Regions from separate parts of the Homo sapiens genome. Here regions 1 and 2 are each linked to region 3. Evidence: chromatin loops called from intact Hi-C (ENCODE). Cell type or tissue: heart right ventricle. All regions are shown on one strand. Links, peaks and the distances in the headings refer to the core of each region. The heading gives the core; the rest is flanking DNA.

Region 1 (7,887 bases), core at 1,263-6,262, 200 kb before region 3:
GATTTATAAAAATATATATCTTGAAAGATATATAAGAAATGCAAATACCTCTGAAGAATAGGACTGGGGTTTGGGGAGGGGGGAAATTTTGATTCTTTAAAAATATCTTTGCATATGGCTTTGATTTCTTTAATCAAATGCATGCATTTATTTCATCATGTGTCTTGTCCTCCCCGCCATTCAGGTGCTCACCAAAAGCCCTGCAGGTTTCGTCTATTCTCTTTATTAAAGAAGGATGCAAGACAGGATTTGAGGGTTCTGCTTTCTCTGTCCCGGTTTCACTCTGCACCATCAAGACCTTCCAGTCTGCATGTGGTTAAAAGTCCCTTTGTGGCTGTTATTTTGTTATTTTTTTAGTGGAGCTTTTTCTCCATAATTTATCCTCATTCCGGGTGCCAGCCTGCAAACTACACATCCATTTTGGCCCTTTTGCCTCTCGGTGTTGATTGTGTCTCTCTTTCCAGCCTCTGCCTGGGTCCTTAGTAAATCTGTAACCACCCGACAGGTTCTTCCTGCCTGCTGCACAGACAAAATCTACTCACTGAGACCATGGCATTGTAGGAAAGAGAGTTTAATAGACATGAGGCTGATCATACCGTGCAGAAGACGGAGTTATTGCTGAAATCAATCTCCCTGAAGGCTCAGAGGTTAGGGGTTTTTCAAAGATAGCTTGGTGAGCAGGGGGCTAGGGTAGGGGGCATGTTTATTTGTTAGGTTGGAGATAAAATCATAGGGAATTGAAGCTGTCCTCTTGTGCTGAATCACTTCCTGGATGGGGGCCACAGGACTGGTTGCTGGGTGGGGCCACCCGATTGTTGGAAACATAAAAACTTGAAAAGACATCTCAAAAGGCCAATCTTGGGTTCCACAATAGTGATGTTATCTGCAGGAGTAACTGGGAAGTTGCAAATCTTATGACCTCCGGAATAATGGCTGGTAGTTATTTAGAATCCAAGTGCCTCTCATTTTCCTAACCTGTTGGCCTTTCATTAGTTTTACAAGAACAGATTAGTTTTGGGGAAGGACTATTATTTAAACTATAAACTACTCCCAAAGTTAGCTTGGCCCACACCCAGGAATGAGTAAAGACAGCCAACCTGTGAGGCTAGAAGCAAGATGGAGTCAACCATGTCAGATTTTTCTTACTGTCATAGTTTTATAAAGGCTAAGGTTTCAAAGCATAGTCTACATGTTAGAACCTCTCCTTGTCTTCCTTGATAGCAGCTGTGTTCCAAGGTCAGCATCAGCACAGGATGAGGGGCCATATCCGTCTTTGCTCTGAACATGTTCACCTCGGTTTTCCTGAAGTGCAAGGGATCTTTATTCAGCACAACCCCACTGGGCCCCAGGGTGCTAGGGAGCCACAGCAGGGAATCAGACAGGAAGCCAGCCCTCAAAGGGTGTAAATCACACCAGGAGCGATGTGTATGCTGATGAATTATAATACAGATTTAAACCATCAGTGTGTCCAAAGTAATGCCTCAACATACCCTTGACTGTCCTTGCACAGGTTTAAGTCTTTCAGGAGGTGGAAGGGCAAGGAAAATGTATTATCTGGCCTGTTTTCTCCATCCCACTCCTAATCTGATTGTAATGCTATGGAGATAGCATTTGAAAGAAAACGGTGTTCCATTTCTGGTTCTTGGGAAAACTTGGGCCACAAAGAATTGGTAAGGACATGATTGTTCCATTTCAGTTGGGGGTTAGAAAACAGAGTCATTAAAAGCTCTCTGAGCTTGGGAGACTCGTATGTGTGTATACACATGTGTGCACGTAAGCACACACGTGCGCACACGGAAACAGAATGAGGGGATATCTGCTTTCATGAAGCAATGGGTGTAGGAGGTGGTGGAGGAATGTAAAGGGGGAGTTTGGAATCCCCTCCCCCACTAGAATAAAAATTGCAGTAACTGCAGATTAAGTGCTGCTGACCCCAGGTGACAAGCCAGTCTGTTTCCAAGGGAACCACATGCCTCAATCAAGGCCCCTGAAAAGGAGGGTGAACCAGGGTGGAGCAGCCCTTCAGCCTTCCTGGAGCAGCTGCCCCCATCGCAGAGCCCTCAGCCCGCTGCTCCAGCCTGCTCAGAGACCCTGAGCAGGTCACCTCAACCCTCCTGGCTGAACTTTCACTGGCAGGGGTGCTAGGTGCAGCTGGAGTCTCTTAGGCTGTGTCCTAGCAGGAATGGGCAGGTGACTGGGGAACTTGGCTACTCCCATTCCTCTAGGTCTCTGAATAGCCTTGGGATAGTTCCTTGGCTTCTCTGGGTGTGGCTCCTCCAACCCCACAATAAAAGCATTGGGTAAATAGTCTCTAAGGATCCTGCTAGCTCTATGATCACCTCTGAAAGCAACCCCATCTCCTGTCATGTCCAACTCTCCTGACCAAAAGTGTGACAGGGGCGGAGGACCCAGGGAAACCATTCCCCCTTGCCAGTCTGCCCTTACCAAGTAGCTCTAGCTGCGCCATCCCTGGAGCAGTGGAGCAGCTCCTCATCTTCATGGAATGAGGAGAGCCCTCCGAGAGGCCAGCAGTGCTTTCTCAGCAGCTTCAAGCAAGAGCAGAGATGGGAACAGAAGGGTCGGGAAGGCTCTGAGCTGAGGGACAGGTGAGAAAGGGCCTCCACAGCCCACAGCCCTTCAGTGGGGCCCCTGGAAAGTCAGGAGCCGAGCCCAGCTCTTGTCCAGGACCTCCTGGCCAGGGGCCTGCCCAGCCTCCATAGGACCCAGTGTAAGGCAGCCCAGCCTCTGATCTGCAGTGTCAGAAGACACGGCGGTGCCAGGGAGTAGAAAGAGCTGTTGGAGTCAGGCAGCTGGTTTCATATCCCAGCTCTTCTTCTTACTGCTGGCGTGACTGGGGGCAGGTCACTAACCACCCTGCACCTCAGCCTCCATAGTACCCATGTCATAGGGTTATTACGAGGATTCGGTGAGATAAGTAAAATACCCAGCAGAACTCCTGACACGTGGTAAGTGCTCTGCAAATGGCAGATTCTTTCTATGAATAGGTGTTTTTATAGATGATCCACGTTAACAGTTCTCAGCTGTGGCTGCACATTAGAATTATAAAGGGAGCTTTTTAAATTCCCAGTATCATAACAGAGGGCAAAATGGCTGACTAGACGCAGCCAGGTGGAGCAGCTGCCACTGAGGGACCGAGAGCCTGGCGCACTAACAGATCTTCAGAGGGAAGACACTGAGAATGGACGGAGGGAAGAACGAAAGCTGGGCCGAAGCATGAGGAAGCTGGGAACACTGCATGGGGCTACCACACAGCAGGACTTGTTCCTGACCCCCAGTGACTCCAGGGGAATGGATGAGTTGAACTGACAAGGAGCAACCTGCTCTCACCACAAGCCTCTGGAATCCCACCAGGAGGAGGAGACCCCTTGACCCCCACAGACACTCGAATTGGCAGGGAGAGCAGCTTAGAGAAGTGATAGGAATAGCAAGCCAGCTGATATGGAGCCCAGGGGGTTTGATGTGGGAGCCTCTGTAGTGGAGCACAGCCATGGATGGCCATGCCCCTAGGCTTGACTGCTTCAGTAGGATACTTCAGCCCAAGGGAAACTGTTGGGGCTGAACTCTGCAGGGCAGTCTTGCTCATCAGATAAGCCTGGTCAGCCCTGAGCACCCCTTGGTCTGCTGGCTTCGCCTGGGGCCCCAGCCTGGCTGCGCCTGCTTCCAGGGCAGCCTCAGGTGCCTTGGGGGCCTACATCATAGCTTCTGTGCTGGTGGACAGTGCCTTACTGGTGGAAAGCTCCAGCAGGTCGGCCCCCACATCCACACACCAGCACACAAGCTCCTTCCCCACACTGCAGTTTCCCCCAGGCCCACGGCAACCCCTCACATTGATTTGCTGATGTATGTGTGTACGGGCAGTATTTACTTTCCTTGCCCTGCCAGCGTGCCTGTGTGCCTGCACCCTGCCCAGCCACTGCTGCATCAGGAGTGTAGTCTGCCCCCGCTCCCCCTGCCAACTGCCACTGTAGTCAGAGCCTTGGGCACAGAACCAGCCACCAGTGCCCCACCCTTGCACCAACACTGCCATGGGAGTGAAACCAGACACAGAGAACAGTGGATCTTCCTCCACGCTAAGCAACCACCCCTGCCTGCTGGCAAAAGGAATGTACACAGACCTGCATCTGCCAGTGCTCTTCTCCCCATGTCAACACAACCACCAGTGTGATGGTCACCAGCCAGCAGGGGCCCCCCTTCCCTGCCAGCTGCATTGCCTCCACCACTGTGGCGAATGCGCACATGGTGTCAGGCACCCCAGCACCTGCTAGCACCCTACCGCAGCTGATGAGCATCCACCCTGCTGCACCGCTACTGCAACTGGCGTGTACAAACAAGGACAGATTTTGCTGTCACATTACAAAACACTTTGATACCACCCATTGGAGTGTAGTGACCAGTGGTCTGAGAGCACCTCAGCCCCAACCCAGGGCAGTGGATTCTTAAGGAGCCAGAGAACAAATTTGGGGCCCAATACAAGTCCCCCAGAGTTAAAGCACACAGACCAGGAGTTGGGAGCTGAGCATTGGCCCCCTAAAATCTTCCAGAAACAAAGCCAGTTGGCCAAATCCATCTTATACCACAATCAAACCCCCAAGGTCATCAAATAAGATAAAAATATCGAAGGGCAGCAACTTTAAAGATCGAAGGAACATAAGCCAACGCAGATGAGAAAGAACCAGTGCAAAACCCTGACAACTCAAAAAGCCAGAGTGCCTTCTTTCCTCCAAACAACTGCCCCATCTCTCCAGTAGGGGTTCTGAACTGGGCTGAGATGGCTGAAATGACAGAAATAGAATTCAGAATATGGAGAGGTATGAAGACCATTGAGATGTAGGAATATATCGAAACCCAATCCAAGGAAGCTAAGAATCAGAATAAAATGATATAGGAGCTGAAAGACAAAATAGCCAGTATAGAAAAGAACATAACTGACCTGATAGAGCTTAAAATACATAATATAAGAATTTCATACTGCAATCGCAAGTATTAATAACAGAATAGGCCAAATGAAAGAAACTCAGAGCTTGAAGATAAGACAGTCAGACAAGCATAGAGAAAAAAGAATGAAAAAGAATAAACAAAATCTCTGAAAAATATAAGACTATGCAAAGAGACCAAATATATGACTCACTGGTGTCATGAAAGAGATGGCGAGAATGTAAGCAACTTGGAAAACATGTGTCAGGATATCATCCATGAGAACTTCTCCAACCTAGCTAGGGAGGCCAACATTCAAATAGAGGGAAATGCAGAGAACCCCAGTAAGATACTTCACAAGAAGATCATCCCCAAGACACATAATCATCAGATTCTCCAAGGTTGAAATGAAAGGAAAAAATGTGAAAGGCAGCTAGAGAGAAAGGTTAGGTCCCCTACAAAGGGAAGTCCGTCAGACTAACAGTAGACCTCTCAGCAGAAACCCTACAAGCCAGAAGAGATTGGGGGTCAATATTCAACATTTTTTTTTTTTTGACATGGAGTCTCGCTCTGTCACCAGGCTGCAGTGCAGTGGCACAATCTTGGCTCACTGCAACCTCTGCCTCCCAGGTTCAAGTGATTATCCTGCCTCAGCCTCCTGAGTAGCTGGGACTACAGGCATGCACCACCATGCCCAGCTAATTTTTGTATTTTTAGTAGAGATGGGATTTCACCATGTTGGCCAGGCTGGTCTTGATCTCTTGACCTCGTGATCCACCTGTCTTGGCCTCCCAAAGTGCTGGGATTACAGGCATAAGATGCCGCTCCTGACCTCAACATTCTTAAAAGAAATTCCAACCCAGAATTTCATATCTGGCCAAACTAAGCTTCATAAGCAAAGGAAAAATAAGATCCTTCCCAGACAAGCAAATGCTCTGAGAATTCATTACCACCAGAACTTACAAAAGCTCCTGAAGGAAGCACTAAATATGGAAAGGAAAGATTGTTACCAGGCACTACACAAATACACTGAAGTACACAGATCAGTGACACTATAAAGCAACCATATAAAAAGTCTTCATAATAACCAGCTAACATAATGATGACAGGATCAAATCCACATATATCAATATTAACTTTGAATGTAAATGGGCTAAATGCCCCCAGTTAAAAGGCACAGAGTGGTAAGCTGGATAAAGAACCAAGACCCATTGGCATGCTGTCTTCAAGACATCCATCTCACATGTAATGACAGCCATAGGCTCAAAATAAAGGGACAGAGAAAAATCTACCAAGCAAATGGAAAACAGAAAAAATGAGGGATTACAATCCTAATAGCAGACAAACTTTAAGCCAACCAATATTTAAAAGGACAAAGAATGGTAAAGGGTTCAATTCAACAAGCAGACCTAACTATCCTAAACATATATGCACCCAACACAGGAGCAACCAGATTCATAAAGCAAGTCCTTAGAGACCTTCAAAGAGACTTAGACTCCCACACAGTAACAGTGGGAGATTTCAACACCCCACTGACAGATCATCAAAGCAGAAAATTAGCAAAGATATTCAGGACCCGAACTCAGCACTGGATCAAATGAACCTGATAGATAGCCACAGAACTGTCCACCCAAAAACAACAGAATATATATTCTTCCCATCACCCCACTGCACATACTCTAAAATAATCACATAATTGGAAATAAAACACTCCCCAGCAAATGCAGAAGAGCTGAAATCATAACAACCAATCTCTCAGACCACAGCACAATCAAATGAGCTATCAAGACTAAGAAATTCACTGAAAACCATACAATTATGTGGAAATTGAATAACCTGCTTTTGAATGACTTTTGGGTAAATAATGAAATTAAGGCAGAAATTAAGTTCTTTGAAACTACTGGGAGCAAAGATACAACATACCAGAATCCCTGGGACACAGTTAAGGTGGTGTTAAGATGGAAATTCATAGCACTAAATGCCCACATCAAAATGTTAGAAAGATCCCAAATTAACAACCTAACATCACAACTAGAAGAACTAGAGAACCAAGAGAAAACCAACCTCAAAGCCAGCAGGAGACAAGAAATGACCAAAATCAGAGCTGAACTGAAGCAGATTGAGACACAAAAAACCATTAAAAAGATTAACAAATCCAAGAGTTGGCTTTTTGAAAAATATTAATAAAATGGAGAGACTACTTGCTACACTAATAAAGAAGAAAGGAGGGAAGATCCAAATAAATATTATCAAAAATGACAAAGGGGATATTACCATAGACCCCACAGAAGTACAAATAACCATCAGAGAATACTATGAGCACCCTATGCACATAAACAAGAAAATCTAGAAGAAATGGATAAATTCCCAGACATATACACCCTCCCAAAACTGAGGCAGGAAGAAATTGAACCCCTGAACAAACCAATAAAGAGCTCCAAAATTGAATCAGTAATAAATAGCCTACCAACCAAAAAAAGCCCAGGACCACTCAGATTCACAGCTGAATTCTACCAGATGTACAAAGAGCTGGTACTATTCCTGCTAAAACTATTCAAAAAAAGTTAAGGAGGAAGGACTCTACCATAGCTCATGTTATGAGGTCAGCATCATCCTGGTACCAAAGCTTGGCAGAGACACAACGAAAAAAGAAAACTTCAGGCCAATATCCTTGATGAACATCATTGCAAAAATTTTAAACAAAATACTGGCAAACTGAATCTAGCACATCAAAAACCTTATCCACCATGATCAAACAGGCTTTATCCCTGAGATGCAAGATTGGTTCAACATACACAAATCAATAAACGTAATTCATCACATAAACAGAACTAAAGACAAAAACCACATGATTATCTCAGTAGATGCAGAAAAGGCTTTTGATAAAATTTAACACTCCTTCATGTTAAAAACTCTCAATAAACTAGGTATTGAAGGAACATATCTCAGAAT
Region 2 (7,887 bases), core at 1,263-6,262, 140 kb before region 3:
CCCAGCTGGGAGGATCCTGGCACTGCGGCCCCTGGGTCTCCGGTCTGAAGGGTGGAGGCCTGACCTGGCAGCCTGAAAGCTGCTCTTGCCCAGTTATCTGGGATGCTCAGAGAAGGAGGTATTTTCGCTCATGGCAAGGCCTCTTCCCTATGCAACACAACTAAACAGAATCTTTATTTTGCATTATTTTGGCCCACGAGAAGCCATCGCTCCAAAAGGTGTTTATCCCACTTTCTTTTTTAATCCTGTGTGTATGTGTGTGCGCGTGTGCATGCACCCGTGAGCATGGTTGGATACTTAGACCCCTAGGATAAGAAGGGACCCACAGGTCCCATTCTGTCTCCCCTCTACTGCCACACCCAGTTCAGAAATCCCCTCCACATCATCTCTGACCTGTGTTCCCTCAGGCCTCGCTCACCTGCCTCCCATGACAAGAAGCGTGTCCCCTCCAAAGGCAGCCTGTCACCTACTGAGAGGCCCTGGCTCTTAGAAGGAACTTCCCTGTGCCTTCCTTCCTCCCTTCACCTGAGGGCCCCAAGTCAGTGCAGGCTTGCTGGCAAGGAGGAAGGGTCTGAGCGAAGCCCCTGCCTCTCCCAGGAACCCATCCTGGGTCACCCCGGCCCACCAAACTGTCTCCCTCCTCTGACTTTCCCACTGATAGCAACTGTCTCCCCTTAAGAACGTTTCTGTTTCTCACCAGGTCTCCTGTCACATGGGTCCTGTTTCCCCAGCCAGACAAGGAGCCTCACGAGGACAGAGGCCTGCCTTCTTCCTCACACCCTCGGCCCTGAGTGAGAAGAGAAAGAGAGAGAGAGAGTGCTTAGAACAGTGCCTGGCCCGTGATAAGCGGGTGCCAGCTATTATAATAAGAAATACTGTTGTTACTCTTCTTATTTCCATCATCATAATCTCCATCCCCATCTACCATGGCCCCCCTATGGTACAAGTGAGTGCACTCCATGGGGACCTCACAATCCTGCCCCTCATTCAGCCAGGCGGGCAACAACAGGGGCAGAGCTACGGGGCCCTCCCCACCTACCAGGTCCTGTTCTAAACATCAATCCTTGCACCCGATAATGCTTCCCTTTTACAGATGAGTAGACTGAGGCACAGAGCGTTCAGATCACTTGCCCGAGGTGGCATAGCTGCAATGGCAGAGCCGGCAGGCTGTAGCTAGAGTCCATGCTTCTAATCACATCTCTCCCTGCCACCACAAGTACTCAGAGCTGCAGCCACACCTCCTGAAGGTAAGAGAATGCATGTTATGTGGCATTGTAGCACAAGACACACAGTGAGTGTCTGCGGCCTGCATCTTCATTCCTGGGGCCCCTGAACATCCTTGGCTTTCCCTGAGGAAGGTGGGAGCGGGCCGGTCCAGGCAGCTCTCATGTCTGCTGGATCCTCCGGCCTCCTTTGTGCAGTGGGTCCTGGCTGCAGCTCTGAGCGCCCCAGCTTTCAGTTGGCTCCTTTCCAAGTTCTTTTATTAATTCCCTCACTCTCCAGCAAGAGAACTTTAATTAGCCCGGCCGATTTATCTATATAAATACAAACGGCAAGCACTCCACGGTGGGGTGGGGAAGTAAAAGGGGAGCTGGCAGCGGGTTGCCTGGGGCAGGGGAAGTGACGACCGCGCCTCCCCAGCAACCAAAAATATGACTTTAATATCACCCACACGTGTGTGGGTGTGTGCGCTTTCTGGGCTGGCTGATGGCGCTGGTAGAGCAGTGTCTGCAGGTCGGGTGCAGGCTGTCACCGTGTGATGGGGAACATGTTTCCAGAGCTGGACTGTTTCTGCTTTCCCAGGAAGGTCTTAATCTCCTCACCTAGGAGCGACATTGACACATTCCCACTCATCGAACTCCCCTCCCTCTCACACCTCCCCCAGGGAGGCAGGGGACACATGACAAAGTCACCCTGTTCCAAAGGCTCCCTTTGGACTTCCAGGACTTTTACCAGGATTGGGGCAGGAGGATGAGCCCAATGACAGCTCAATTCCAGTCCAGGCTCAGGAGACTCAGTGTTGGAGAACCGGCCCTAAGTGTTGGATGCACCTCTGTCTTGCTTACACGTGGTCTCCCGAGGGCCAAACCTTTCTCTGAGCACTTGCAGTGGTGGAGAGAGATGTGGTTATAAGCACGGACTCTAGCTACGGCCTGCCGGCTCTGCCACTATAGCCGCCCACCTCAGGCAAGTGATTTCACCACTTTGTGCCTCAGTCTACTCATCTGTGAAATGGAAGTATTCTCAGGGGCGAGGACCGATGCTTAGAACAGGACCTGGCAGGTGGGGAGGGCCCCATAGCTCCACCCCTATTGTTGCCCGCCTGGCTGAATGAGGGGCAGGATGGGAGCTCACCATGGGGCGCACTGATTTATGCCACTGGGGAGACCATGGCAGATGGGGGTGGAGGTTATGATGATGGAAATAAGAAGAGTAACAACAGTATTTCTTATTATAATAGCTGGCACCCGCTTATCACGGGCCAGGCACTGTTCTAAGCACTCTCTCTCTCTCTTTCTCTTCTCACTCAGGGCCGAGGGTGTGAGGAAGAAGGCAGGCCTCTGTCCTCGTGAGGCTCCTTGTCTGGCTGGGGAAACAGGACCCATGTGACAGGAGACCTGGTGAGAAACAGAAACGTTCTTAAGGGGAGACAGTTGCTATCAGTGGGAAAGTCAGAGGAGGGAGACAGTTTGGCGGGCCGGGGTGACCCAGGATGGGTTCCTGGGAGAGGCAGGGGCTTCGCTCAGACCCTTCCTCCTTGCCAGCAAGCCTGCACTGACTTGGGGCCCTCAGGTGAAGGGAGGAAGGAAGGCACAGGGAAGTTCCTTCTAAGAGCCAGGGCCTCTCAGTAGGTGACAGGCTGCCTTTGGAGGGGACACGCTTCTTGTCATGGGAGGCAGGTGAGCGAGGCCTGAGGGAACACAGGTCAGAGATGATGTGGAGGGGATTTCTGAACTGGGTGTGGCAGTAGAGGGGAGATAGGATGTGACCCCCCCGGGGTCTCTTCTCATTCTAGGAGTCTAAGTATCCAACCATGCTCACAGGTGCATGTACACAGGCAGGCACACACACACACACACACACACACACACACGCACACACACACACTGGCTGCTACTGCCCAGTCATCCAGGAAGCTTGGAGAAGGAGGCTTCTTTGTGCCTGGCCAGCCCCTCTCTGTGCACCACTACCACACAGGGACTTGACACTGTGTACCCTCATTCTGCCAACCAAGCAGTAGTAACAGAGCACAGAGATGTGGGGCCCTCTGTTAATCCTCACAACCTAGAACGCTCCCATTTTACAGTTGTCAACTGAGTAAAATAAGGCACGGAGTGGTGAAATAACTCACCCAAAGTTACACAGCTCTAAGTGGTAGAGCCAGGATTCCAACCCAGCTAATCTGCAATTGGAGTCTGTGCTCCTAACCGCCTCGCACACACCGCCACCATGAAAATGTTCATCCGCCCAGACAAGGTTTCTATGGTCTTGCTGTCGACCAAACCTGGCCTTCATTGTCAGGGTCACTGGCAAGTGTTGGGGTGGGATGGAGAAAGGGCAGTAAGGAGGCTGCAACTGGGCAGTGGAGAGGTGAAAAGGAAACCCAGTTTCACTTTGTGGGTGTTGCCTCCACGAAAGGAACGAGCCCTGGGGTCAAATCCTGGCTCCTCCATTTAGCAGCTGGGGGACCTCAGACATGTCCCTTGCCTCTCTGACTCAATTGCCTCTGCCGAGCAATGGGCTGAGAGGATCCGATGCACAAAGGGCACTCGGGTTGTCCTGGTGCACGCGGAGGGACTCTCAATAGTGTCTGTTCAAATAGTCCAAATCACCAAGTTTTCTGAGGTGGCGAGTTCCCCCTTGTTTACTCCTCCTGGGCCCCATTTGGGCTTCAGAAGCAGGCTGACATGGTGCTGGCCTTCAGCCTCATGGCCTGGTGAGGCTGAGGAGGAGGCTCCAGGGCCCTGGACCTGGGACACCGAGGAGCGGCAGACATGGAAAACTCTTGTGTCATGGCAGCGTTTCCGAGCAGAGCCCAGGAGTGGTAAACTCTATTCTTAGTCAGTGTCCCATCACGTGGAGGGAAGCTTGTCGTTAGTGGGGAGTGAGGGAGGAGCTGCTGCATTTAACCCTGCAAGGGCCAGAGTGCTGCAAAGAACTGGAGAAGAAACCTGCTGCCTCTTGGGGAGGGGTGGAAATGTGAGTTGGACGGAGCTGGAGTCGAAGGGGCACCCCACGGGAGACACTCGTCAATACCTATGGGATGGATGCAATAACTAAGGCTCCCCAAGCAGGAATTGCAGGGGGAGCTAGGTGGCTTTCTAAGGGGACAGCAGCCAAGCATGCTCTGCAGGAAGTTTCCAGAAGGAGGCACTCTAAGAGAATATGCAAAGAGTCCTGATGGGCATCAGGAGACCAAATCCACTCCTGTCTCTACCACAGATAAGCTACGTGGCTGGGGACAAACCACAGCCCTTCTCTGGCCTTTGGTCTACGAATGAGGCAGTTAAACTCCCTAACTCCTCTGCTCAACCCCACGTGGGGTAAGAGCTGAGAGCAACACCCAAGACTGTGACCCCCTAGCGTGAGCTGCCAGGTCATTTATTTTTGCCACTAGAAGTCATTGATCGAACGAGTGTTTATTCCCTGTTCTTACTTAACCCTGATGTGCCCCTTGCCATATTATCCTTTTATTTTTATTTTTGAGGCAGGGTCTCTCCCAGGCTGCAGTGCAGTGGCACGATCTCAGCTCACTGCATCTTCTGCCTCCTGGGCTCAAAACATCCTCTCACCTCAGCCTCCCGAGTAGCTGGGACTACAGGCGCACACCACCACACCTGGCTAATTTTTGTATTTTTTTGTAGAGATGGGGTTACCCAGGCTGGTCTTGAACTTCTGAGTTCAAAGGATCCTCCCGCTTTGGCCTCCCAAAGTGCCGGGATTACAGGCGTGAGCCACCACGCCTGGCCTCACATTATCCTTCTAATATCATTTGTCAGGGAATGGCACAAGAGGGCCTGGGATCTAAGTGAGAGTAGTGTGACAATGCTGGATGGGGCAAAGCTAGATGTAAAGGCAAGAGAAGCATCTGGACAAGGCAGGACCTGGAGGAGATGCTGGTGGCCTGGGACCTGGGTGGGCAGCAAGTGGACATCCTGGAAGGAAATGTCCGGGCTCCCTGCACACCCTCCTGCCTCCTCCTCTCAGCCTCGGGTCTCGCCTGCTCTGTGTGAGTGTGTCCTCTCTGCCTCCTGGAGGCCGGCCCCTGTGTCCCTTGGTCCGCCAGGCAGGCACTCCTTGAGCTCAGCCTGCACTTGTTCAGGCCTCCCTGGGCCCTGGTGCTGCCAAGCCAGCCCCAAGCCCACCCTCCTGTCCCTGCCTCCCGCCCCAAGCCCTGGCTGTGCTGGCCACTCATTTCCTTTGTAATTAATCACTGCTGGTCTCCAGCGGTGTCTTCCCCTCTCCAGCTCATTTGCCTAAAGAAATGAGTTGCTTTGTGGAGGAAAAACAAATGCTCCCAGCTCTATGTCCTCTGTTTCCTCTCTCTCCTCCTCAGCCCTGAGAAATGTAGGGGCCAGGGTTTTCTCTGGCCATCTCTAGGACAAAGAGGAGGAGGCACTTGATTGCAGGGAAAACAGCCTCAGTTTCCCCACGTAAATTAAGATAAGCAATTCCCAGGAAGCCCTGGAAAGAGAAAAGTGCTTTCAGGCCCTGGTGGGGGTGGGAGGGAGAGAGTGGTGAAGCTCAGGCCTTCCACATGTTCACTGTCTCCTGGAACGCACCCCACCTGTGCCTGTCCCACCAGACCAAAGCAGCTAGAATGTTCTGTGAAGTTAATGAGCTTTGGATCCCCAAACAGAACAGAACTTGTCAGCTGGTCTCTCTCAAGCAGATACGCAAAGCCCGCCGTGCAGGCCATGACTCGTGTTGTCATGGGGGAAGAAGAGGGAAGGAAGATAGTATTTGAGTGGCTGAAACAGATAGGGAGCGAAAGGCTGTTGGGAGGAGGCAGGGGCTCCACCATGGAGGGGCTCCCCGGACTCTGGCACTGCCCAGGGAACTGCAGGGGGGCCGGGCCTTCTATCAAGACCTCCAGCACGGTGACCCTCCCAAGTGCAGCGCACACTGTGGCACTGGGTCAGAAACAGTTTCTGGAGTCTTCCTGGACTCCACCCAGTGACTGAGAGGCCTGGGTCCAAACCCTATTGCAGCTGCTGGCAAGGGTGATGCCTCTGAGACTGTGTTCCCATCTGAAGAATGGGGGTAGCAGTAGTCACTGCCTTTCAGCATTGTTAGAGGAAGAGTCAAGATCCTGCAGACAGAGCACTCAGCATAGTGACTGGCACGGAGTAAGTACCCCATAAATACCAGCTATTGCTTATTATCGCTATTATCAAGGTCTCCCGTGTTAGCATCAGAATGCAAGCAGTTGAGAGGGGCAGCATTCCAGGGGTGGCCTTGAATCAACTCTAATTTATTTTTCAAAAGTAAATTATATGCTAACTCTGCCATTCTGTGATTGCTGGTGAGCATGGCACTGAAACCCCTCATGGCTGATGGAGAGCCGGCATAGGGCCCAGCACCGGGGCTGAGGGCCAGGCTGGCTGCCCCAGGCCACCAGAGAGCCAGGGGTTGTGAGCTACAGCTTCAGAAAGGAAACCACCCAGCAGCCCTGAAATCCTCAGTGTCCCCAGGTGGCTGCATTGCTTTGGCCATCCCAGCTGGGCGTGGGGGTCCTGGAGGGGCTTGCCTGGGTCTGTGATGAAGCAAGCTGCATCGACAGAGACCAGGCCTGAGTGAGATGCAGCTGGCTGACCCCAGTCCTGAATGGGGATTTGGCCAGCCCATCTACCTGTTCTGAGCCTGGGGTGTCCTTCCTTCCCCCACAATGGAAGCCCAGGTTTGAGTTTCTGGGAACATCCCAGAGCCCTCTGCAATGCCTCAGGGCTGGGCTAAAGTAAGCAGAGAGACTCTGAGCTCTGGAATTAGACTGGAAGACACTGAAACAGATTTCTGCTGAGAAAAGTGACATCTTCTTGTGGCCCTGCCCTGGAGGAGTCCCCGGAGCTGCAGAAAGAGCAGGGCTCTTGGTCAGGGCCTGGGCTCCGGTCTTCACTCCGTGGTGGGACCGTATGCTCCCTCTACTCTACTGCCCTGACTCTAGAAGGAAAGATTGGACTACGGCTCCCCTGTGATTTCAGATCCCCTCCAGCCGAAACCGCTGAGGAGCTGTGGCAGCAAAGGCTGAGAGAGGAGGGGCGGCAGATTTGAGGAGGTCACTGCTGGGGGTGGGGTGGACCTGACCTGGCAGGCAGGGGCCTGGCTTTCCTGCCTGGGAAAGGGAGCTGTCCCTGTCCTTCCTCAGTGTGGCCACGATGGAGAATGACACAGGGACTTCAGCTTCCTGGCTTCTGTGAGTTTAGTGACCCCAGCCTGCTGACAGGGGAGACCTGAGCTGGGCTGGGTCTTCTGGGATGAAACCTGGTAGACACACCCTGGAGCGTGGCAGGTACAGGTCTGAGAAGGAGCATGTGGGTGACCAGCTCTAACCAAAATTAATATTTATGTAGCACTTTGTAGTTTAAAACGTAGAAACATCTAGCATCTCATCAAATCAGCCCAACTACCTCTTATCACACCCTGTTTACACATCAGAAAACTCATGCCAGAGGGGGTTAAGGGTTCTTCCCAGAATCAAGAGGACCCTCCTGCTTTTACCATTTTACCAGAGGCCCTCGTCTGGCTGGGAGAGACCTCAGGACCAACCTGGGCAGTTAGTTTCGACAGCAAGCCTGCCACATACAGTTGGGCAGGTTGTTAACTGCACAAAGCTGCTTGTCTGAGGGGGTGATTATGGGGGCTGGAATCCAGCTTCACTCTTGTCGC
Region 3 (7,887 bases), core at 1,366-6,365:
CGGAGGCAGGCCGGGCGCAGGTGAGAGGGGCTGTGATGACAGAGGCTTTGCCTCTGGAGAATCACCAGCTAATTGCCTCTCCACAGTCGGCTTCCCCCACCCCAACTCCTGGATGAACTGCAGGTCAGCCCACAGCCCCCCGAAACTCAATCACTGTCTAATAAAATCCCGGGGCTTCTCACGCACCCACACACATCGTGCAACATAGTATTGGGAGCAGATGTTATAGAAAATCAGCGTGGCCTGGATTGGAACAATTCTGCATGTATTTCTGAGTTTTGTTTCAGAAAGTGAAGTCATCGTGGGTGACACAAATCAATATAAATATAAACGTCTTCCAACCTGGCCAGTGTGGGATAAAGGAGGTCACAGAGTGTCCACCCCCAGATCATGGGTTGCACCATCTCCACCCGCTTCATTGCAGCTTCCGCCCCACCCCAGGAAGATGTGGGGGGCCCAGGGAGGGTAAGGGAGGGACCTCTCCTATGTGCTCATGCCCAGGCCTCATGTGTACCCTCATGAGAAAGGAGTAGGGGTCCCAGGTCTGATCCCTTCCCAGGTCAACCCTTCAGTCCTCTTTGCATCATGAGGCCCTCTGTGTTCTGGACAGAAGTGGGCTGGGGGATGCTTCTCTCCCTGGGTCAGGCCATGCTGGACCACCAGGGACCTAAAGCAGGGACCCCCATATCTCCTGTCTCCAAAGGCCCTCCAGTGTGACCGCACTTCCCTCGGTTCATCTTTTCCTTTGGCAAACACTCTTTGAGGGTCTGCTCTGTGCCAGGTAGAGGGGCCCAGCCATGAACTGTCAACCACAGTCCAACTCTCATGGGACTGACAACCACAAAGGGAGCCTGGCCCCACAAAGTCATGGCACAAAGTCACTCCAGGGGTGGCAATTAACAGGGGCCTGACCTCATCTGGGCAGTGTGGCACACTGAGATGGACGGATGACCCCAGGTGACGTGGCAGTAGAAAGAGATGTGCAGAGACCTGGCAGGGGAAGAAGACAAGACATATTCAAGGAAAGGAAGGAAAGTCACATGCTGGACTACAGAGTCTGATGCAGCCCTGAGCTGGGGGGAAGGGGCCGACTCTCATCTCAGGTCCCCAGCTCCCTAGACCCCTCACCCTATCTCTGTCCACCCACAACCATGCTTGGGATTTCTTCTTCCCATACACACTTTCCTCAAAGGTCAGCTCATGCAAACGAGTGCCTGTGGCTACTCCTGCCCCACTGTCTAGCAGGTGCGGTGGGACTCTTGAGTCCCCTGGGACTTCATAGGAGGCTTTCCCCAGCTCCATCTCCTGCTCCCCTCCCCAAACACAGCAGCCACAATCAGGGGCAGCCCGCCGACCCTGCGAGCAACTATGACTCAAAACAACATTGCACAAATACAGTAACATTTCCAAAGCCATGGAATCTGGCCGTGTGACTAGCAGCTTAATGGCCTGACAGTGAGCACAGGGCTCCAACACGTGGGAGCGCCTATCAAGGGCTGAACCTCAGCAGTGCATATTTTACCTCAAAAAGAGGCGAGGCAGGCACTTGAGCCCTAGGGTTTAGGATCCACTTGGAGCCTTCTGCAACCAGAGAAGGGAAGGTCGTGCTCTAGGTTCAAGTTCTTTGCAGTCCAACCTCCAAGTCCCCACAGCCACCTCCTCCAGGCAGCCCACCCTCCTCTCTCTAAACCCCCAGTTACCTTTGTCCCCATTAGAGGCTGAGCTGGAGGCTTTGTTAATTCTTAAGGGCCTAGGGATCGAGACTGAGACCGTGCTGCCCCTGAAACTGGCTCAGGGGAGATTCACAGTGAATAATTCAACATGAGATCAAAAGCCACTACCTCCAGTAAGCAATCCTACCTCCCGTTGGAAAAGAAAGCCTTGCTTCTGTGATTTGAGAGAAAGACAGGGAGAGAGAGTCAAGGCAAAGAGATAAAGAGGCTTGGAGGCAGAGTAAGAAATAAATGTGGTGTCATCGCTCACTTACTTGTCCGTATCCCCAAAAGGCGTGTCATCTGTCTTGCTCTGCCCAGCACCCAGAACAGGAAGTGGCCCAGGGGGCCAATGAACATTTGTTAAATGAAAGAAGGAGAAAAATCATAAAGCAGGGAGTTCCATTCTCACCCACTCCCCACCTGCCTAGGCTACCTCAGCACCCACAACGACGGCCGAACCTCTGCCCAGCCAGAGAGTCATGCCAACCAGATACTCCCCCCACTCCTGGTCCTGGCAGCAGAGGGCCCAGCAGGAGCCCAGGAGGCTGGGGCAGCACCATGGCCCAGTCCTCTGGGTGGCTCTACACCACCCATGTGCAGAGAAAACAAAGCATGCACGTGGGCGTGTATGACTTATGGCTTTAATCTCCCTGATAGAAGGCCTTTAAAGATTATTTCAGGGATGAAAAATAATAATCCTGGGTAATGAATCACGGCCTTAAGAAGCTGATAAGCAGCAGGGAAGCTGGCCGGGCCTGAGTTCCTGATTTAATTAAAGTCTTACAGATACTCCCTGAAACAAAATCCGTCGTAGCCATCAAGGTGATAAAAAGACTGCAGGTTCCTTTAAACCAACTCACCTGCCTCATGAATCTTCTTCCTAGTGAAGACAGTGGATGAGGCCACGTCTTCCGGACCGGGCCTGCATCACTGCAGATGGTCTGCTGGGGACCCTGAGGGACAGAAAGTGCCTCATAAAGCCCAAGAGCCAGAGGCGGATGCCAGCCTGGAGGAGGCAGGGACCAAGCTCAGACAGGGAGCCGGACAACACTTGGGTTGCTTGCTAACTGTCTCTGGGACTCAGTTTCCACATCTAGCATCCAGCAGGAGGCGAGGCCAGCTGGTCTCTGGAAGCGTCCCAGAGCCAGACTTCTGGATTCAGAGCCTCATATTTTCCGAGAAGGTGAGGAGAGAGACAGATGATGTCTCCATGTGCTAGAAAGATCTCTCCTCTTCCCCGCTGATTTTCAGTGCCCCAGAATCCAGCTCCTGCCTCCCCATTTCCTTTCCCTGCCCTCCCCAGTCCTGCTCAGGCACGTGACTATCCTGATGAAGGCTCACTGCCAATGCTCCCAGGGACACTGAGCCACCCAGGCAGCCCTCTGGCTACCCTGGTCCAGTTGAGGGGTGGTGAGAGGAGTGCATGAGCCCAGGCAGAGTGCACCACAGAGGCTGAGCCAAGGGCAGGGCCCCCAGAGCAGGCAGGAGCTGTGGGTTCCGTCTGGCTCCACACCAGACTCACAAAGGCCTTGCAGAGACGCCGGATGGCTGGGAACTGGAAGGATGGAAATAGAGCCCAAGAGAACGTGAGGACAGTGGCGGTGGTCTCTGCATCCTCAGAGCCCAGCCAGTCCTGAGAGGGGAGTCAGACGGGTAGACGGGCAGGTGGACAGCATCCAGGGAGCTGACGTGAGCAGAGGCTGGTCCCCGCAGAGCTGTGCCAGCTCCCTCTCTGCCAGTCCTCGGCCTGACAGCCCGGGCTGGCAGGCACCTTGTGCTCAGGGTGGATGTGCGAGTGATTGGCCTCCTCCGATGGGGGCCAGTGGCATAGGGGCTGAGTTGCCAGATAAATTTGAATTTCAGATTAATGATGAATAATTTTTAGTACAATTATATCCCAAGTATTGCATTTATTTGCTAAATCTGGCATCCCTATGAAGAACGTCCCCTATGCCCCATGCCTGGCACAGAGCTGCCCCAGAGAAAGGCCCCACGCGGGCAGTGTGGACGGGCAGTGTGGACAGTGAGTTCTCATTCATGGCCTCGAGGCCCCTGGAGCCTCCAAGTGGACAGGAGCTGGTGGGATGGTAAGGAGCGAAGGCTCCTCCTGAAAACTGTAGGCTGGGATGGGGGTGGTCCTGAGCCCGGTCACCGCGCAGGAAAGTCCCCCTGACCCAGTCCCAGGGCTGAGGGTGGGGCTGCTGGGGGCCGGCTGCCACCCAGCGGCCAGAGTCGGAATGGCAGGTCGTGGCGCCCAGAGAAGATGGAGCACGTCAGCGCCCCCGCCACAAAACGGCCCATTTGGCAGGGTTAGAATTTTTACCCCACTTGAAACAAAAGGAAACTGAGGTTCAAGATCACCCCAAAACCTAAATTAATGTCGAGACCCTAGCTTGGGCACAGCCTAGTCCCCACCTCCAGCCCTCTCTCTCTCCTATTTGCAGTCACCAAGTGGGCCCCCAGGCCTGCCATGTCTTTCATGCCTGTCTTCCGCTCACCAACCTTCGATGGCTCCCTATTGCTGATAGAATGGAGCAACCCTTCCCTGTGCTGATACTCAGAGCCCTCTATGAAACAGCCCACACTTCACTGCCCAGACTTGCTACCTTTCCACCTTTCTAAGTCTCTTGTGCCCCCGCCTCCTGGAACCTCTCCCAGCCCTCATCTCTCTTGAGCTCCAGGCACCTGCCCCTGTGCCTTGTCCCCTTGATCTGCCCTGTGGCTGCTCCCCCTGTCTCCTATAGCCTTGAGCTCCTAAAGTCGAATGTCCTGGGTAGCAGGCCTCAAACATCTCTAAGCCCGTCTAACTTCATAGCTCTAAGTTTCATTATATGCACCAGTGACTCCAAAATGTATCCTTGACTTGGTAGACCCACGTCCTTAATGAGGTCCCTGCCTTCCTTCTGGAAGAAAACTCAGAAAGGGAGAGAGCTCTCCTGTTGTCTGGCGTCCTCCCCAGAGCCCACAATGGTCCCACAGTGGGTCATGCACCCAGCCCAGCCTTGCTGACTCAGGCAGGAGCAGTTGCGTCTTCTCTCTCCCACAGGAGTCCAGGAGGAGTCTGGCTCTGGACCTTCCAAGCCACCCCAGGCACTCGCTTTCAAAGGAGCTCCAAGTTTCTTGGTAGCTTCTAGTTCTCATTTATCAGAAGGAGAACTGAGGGCCTCTCTCCACCATTAAAGTCCTAAGAGGGGATTGGGACTGGAGTTTGTTCCTTGTCTACAGATGGACCTGGAACAAGTTCCTAGGGGAGCCCAGAACCCACAGATTATCTCAGAATATGCCTGTTATCTCATCACACATCGCTTAGCCCAGACTAGCCTAGAACTCACGCTTCAATACAAACCACACACTTAGCCAGCTCAGAGACACACGGTACCCCAGAATACCTGGGTTGGCTTGGAATACCTGCTAGCCCAGAGGTCAGTTCAAAACACACAAGTTAGCCCAGGTTAGTCCATAATGCATAGGTTTACTTGGTATACCCAGGATTGATTAAAACAAATAAATGATTTTTTAAAAATTTTTTAAACCCTCCCTCAAATGAAATCTTCCCCAGACCCAATGCATAAAACAGATGACATGGAGCTGCCTGGGTTGAAGGTGGATGGGGCCCAGGTAGTGGTGTGCTGCTGAATGTTCCACTCCCAGCTTCAGGAGAAAAGCTCTGGGTTGTAGCATCAGCCAATTTCTGTGGTGTAAATACTCCCTCCGCAGCCATTTCAGGTGCCAGCTGAGTCCCTGAGCTCAGAGCTGGGAAGAGATGTGCATAACGAACTCCACAAGCCAGGGAGCCAGCTCCAGCAGCCAGAGTGCCCATCCTGCGTCCTGGGCTCCTCTGGGGATCCATTCCCCAGAACCCCAAGGACCTCCAAGCTTGAGAACACAGGTCAAAGACACAGAGGCCAATCCAAGCCTGGAGCTTTCTGAAAACTGAAGGAACCCAGAAGAATGCTTCCTGACGTCCTTGGCAAGAGTGGGTAAAAGTAGGAAATAAAGTCAATGTGGAGATCGAGCCCCCAAATTTTCCACATGACTTCGACCAAGTTCTTTCTGCCCTCTGGGTCTCAGTCTCCCCATCTGTACAATGAGAGACCTAGGGCCACGAGCTTCAGGAAGCCCCACTCTGGCTGTGAGATCGGCCCCGCCTGCCTTTGTCACCTCCAGCCCTGCCCTGGCCTGGACTGGCACCCATCCCTGACAGAGCCCCGGGTGCTGAGTCACTCTGCCTCAACCCCTCATGTACCTGTTCCCAGCCAGCTGTCATCCGAGGAGTCTACAAAGTTAATTCACATGGGGGCATGTGTCCTCTGACCAGGGGGCTGAGTCCTGATGGTGCAGATGCAGCATCCTGCACAGAGCCTGGCTCCATAAACACGCTATGCCTGAATGACATGGCAGGCGGCTCCTCGCAGCAACCAAGAGCATTGGAAGAGCCCAATCAACACTTTTTTAATACTTAAAAAGAAAAATTGGCCAGCCGTGGTGGCTCACACCTGTAATCCCAGCACTTTGGGAGGCTGAGGCAGGCGGATCACCTGAGGTCAGGAGTTCAAGACCAGCCTAACCAACATGGAGAAACCCTGTCTCTACTAAAAATACAAAATTAGCTGGGCATGGTGGCCCATGCCTGTAATCCCAGCTACTCGGGGGGCTGAGGCTGGAGAATCTCTTGAACCCAGGAGGCAAAGGTTGTGGTGAGCCGAGATCAAGCCATTGCACTCTAGCCTAGGCAACAAGAGCAAAACTCCGTCTCCAAAAAAAAAAAAAAAATTTAGGCCAGGCACAGTGGCTCTCACCTGCAGTCCCAGCTACTCAGAAGGCTGAGGTGGGAGGATTGCTTGAGCCAGGGAGGTTGAGGCTACAGTGAGCTGTGATTGCAGCCCCACACTCCAGCCTGGGCAGCAGAGTGGGACCCAGTCTCTAAAAACCTAAAAAATATATTTTAAATAAATTTTTTTAAAATGTAAATTAAACTTAGATGTAGGTCAAAGTTTCTGTGAGGCGGGCCAAATTAGCTCTGAAGATCTACTGTATGACATGGTGATTATAGTGAATAATAATACATCAGATACTTGAAAATTGCTAAGACAGTAGATGTTAAATGTTCCACCACCAAAACAAAAAAAAAAGATAACTATGTGAGGTGATGGATATGTTCATTAGCTTGACTGCAGTAGTCATTTCACAATGTACACACATATCAAAACATCCCATTGTACGGAATAAATATATACAATTTTATTTTTCAATTATAGCTCAATAAAGAAAAAAATTATTCACGAAATATTTTGAACATTCAAAAAAGAACATTTAGCCACTACCTGGACTGAACTGATGTTAACACTCGGCCAGGCTTCCCCCACTGGGGCATGCCAGTCCCTCCTCTGAGCATGCTGAATGTCCCTCTCCCAGGGCCCATGGGACTGCCACAGGGCAGGTGACCACATTCCCTGTCGCAAGCAGGGCCTTGGGAAGACAGGAGCAGCTTCTCTGTACGTCTGCACTGTCTCCTGTCACAGCCTCATCTGATGGCTCATTTACCCTTATAACTGCCCGGTGAGACAGGTGAAGATTTATTTTCTCTATTGTACAGAAGAAGAAACTGAGGTGCAGAGGATGAGGGATTCATCTGAGAGCACATGGCACACAGGAGGCCGTCAGTACTAGACCCAGTTCTGTCCCTGAAACAAGTGTTCTCTTCCCGATCGGCCCCTTGGCTTCCATCTCAGCTCCCCTCTCCTCTGGGCCTCAGGAGGGGCTGTTATTAACCATGCCATGTCAGTAAGTGGCAATTGGGACTGTCTCAGGCAAACTGGGCCACACCTCGACCCTACCTTCGAAAGTCCACAAGAGCTGATCGAGCTCCAGCATCACCTGAGACACGGGGCAGATGTGAAAGAGAAGACACCGTCCCTGCCCACAAGGTGTATGCAGAAGCCAAGATGCGTTCTTTCACGGCATTGAACGGGCTATATGCACCAGTGCCTCCAAAGCCAGGGAATATCAACCAGGGCTGTGAGCAGAAGGGCTGACTTTCTAGAGGAGGTGGGGTTTGATTGGGGTCTTGAAAAGCAATCCCTGATGAAGGAGAGAAGAGGGTGAGGTCCCTCCTGGCAGAGGGAACCCTACATTCGGAGGCTGAGGCTCAGTGAGCTTTCAGACAGGGTGA

What was found. A loop is a pair of places that touch in the nucleus more often than their neighbours do. Peaks named below come from ENCODE experiments on the same cell type or tissue, not always from the same donor. Only the 100,000 strongest peaks of a DNase experiment are listed, where the experiment ranks them.
Region 1: it touches region 3 in a loop (15-fold over the local background); 3 of 110 quality-filtered maps call a loop at or near these places.
Region 2: it touches region 3 in a loop (2.8-fold over the local background); 20 of 110 quality-filtered maps call a loop at or near these places.

Annotation. Positions count from the first base shown.
Region 1 is chr10:71,121,394-71,129,280 of GRCh38, reverse strand. No RefSeq gene overlaps it. Among named protein-coding and RNA genes, the nearest start is that of UNC5B, 87 kb to the left of the region's middle. In heart right ventricle, for the core only: no CTCF peak of the experiment used is centred there; a DNase peak (open chromatin) is centred at 4,050; H3K27me3 peaks cover 270 bases.
Region 2 is chr10:71,061,065-71,068,951 of GRCh38, reverse strand. No RefSeq gene overlaps it. Among named protein-coding and RNA genes, the nearest start is that of LINC02622, 130 kb to the right of the region's middle. RefSeq lists an enhancer at 6,263-7,028. In heart right ventricle, for the core only: a CTCF peak has its summit at 4,350 (motif pointing right); no DNase peak of the experiment used is centred there; H3K27ac peaks cover 3,447 bases.
Region 3 is chr10:70,921,907-70,929,793 of GRCh38, reverse strand. No RefSeq gene overlaps it. Among named protein-coding and RNA genes, the nearest start is that of LINC02622, 13 kb to the left of the region's middle. In heart right ventricle, for the core only: CTCF peaks have their summits at 3,723 and 3,936 (motif pointing left); DNase peaks (open chromatin) are centred at 3,361 and 3,943; H3K27ac peaks cover 399 bases.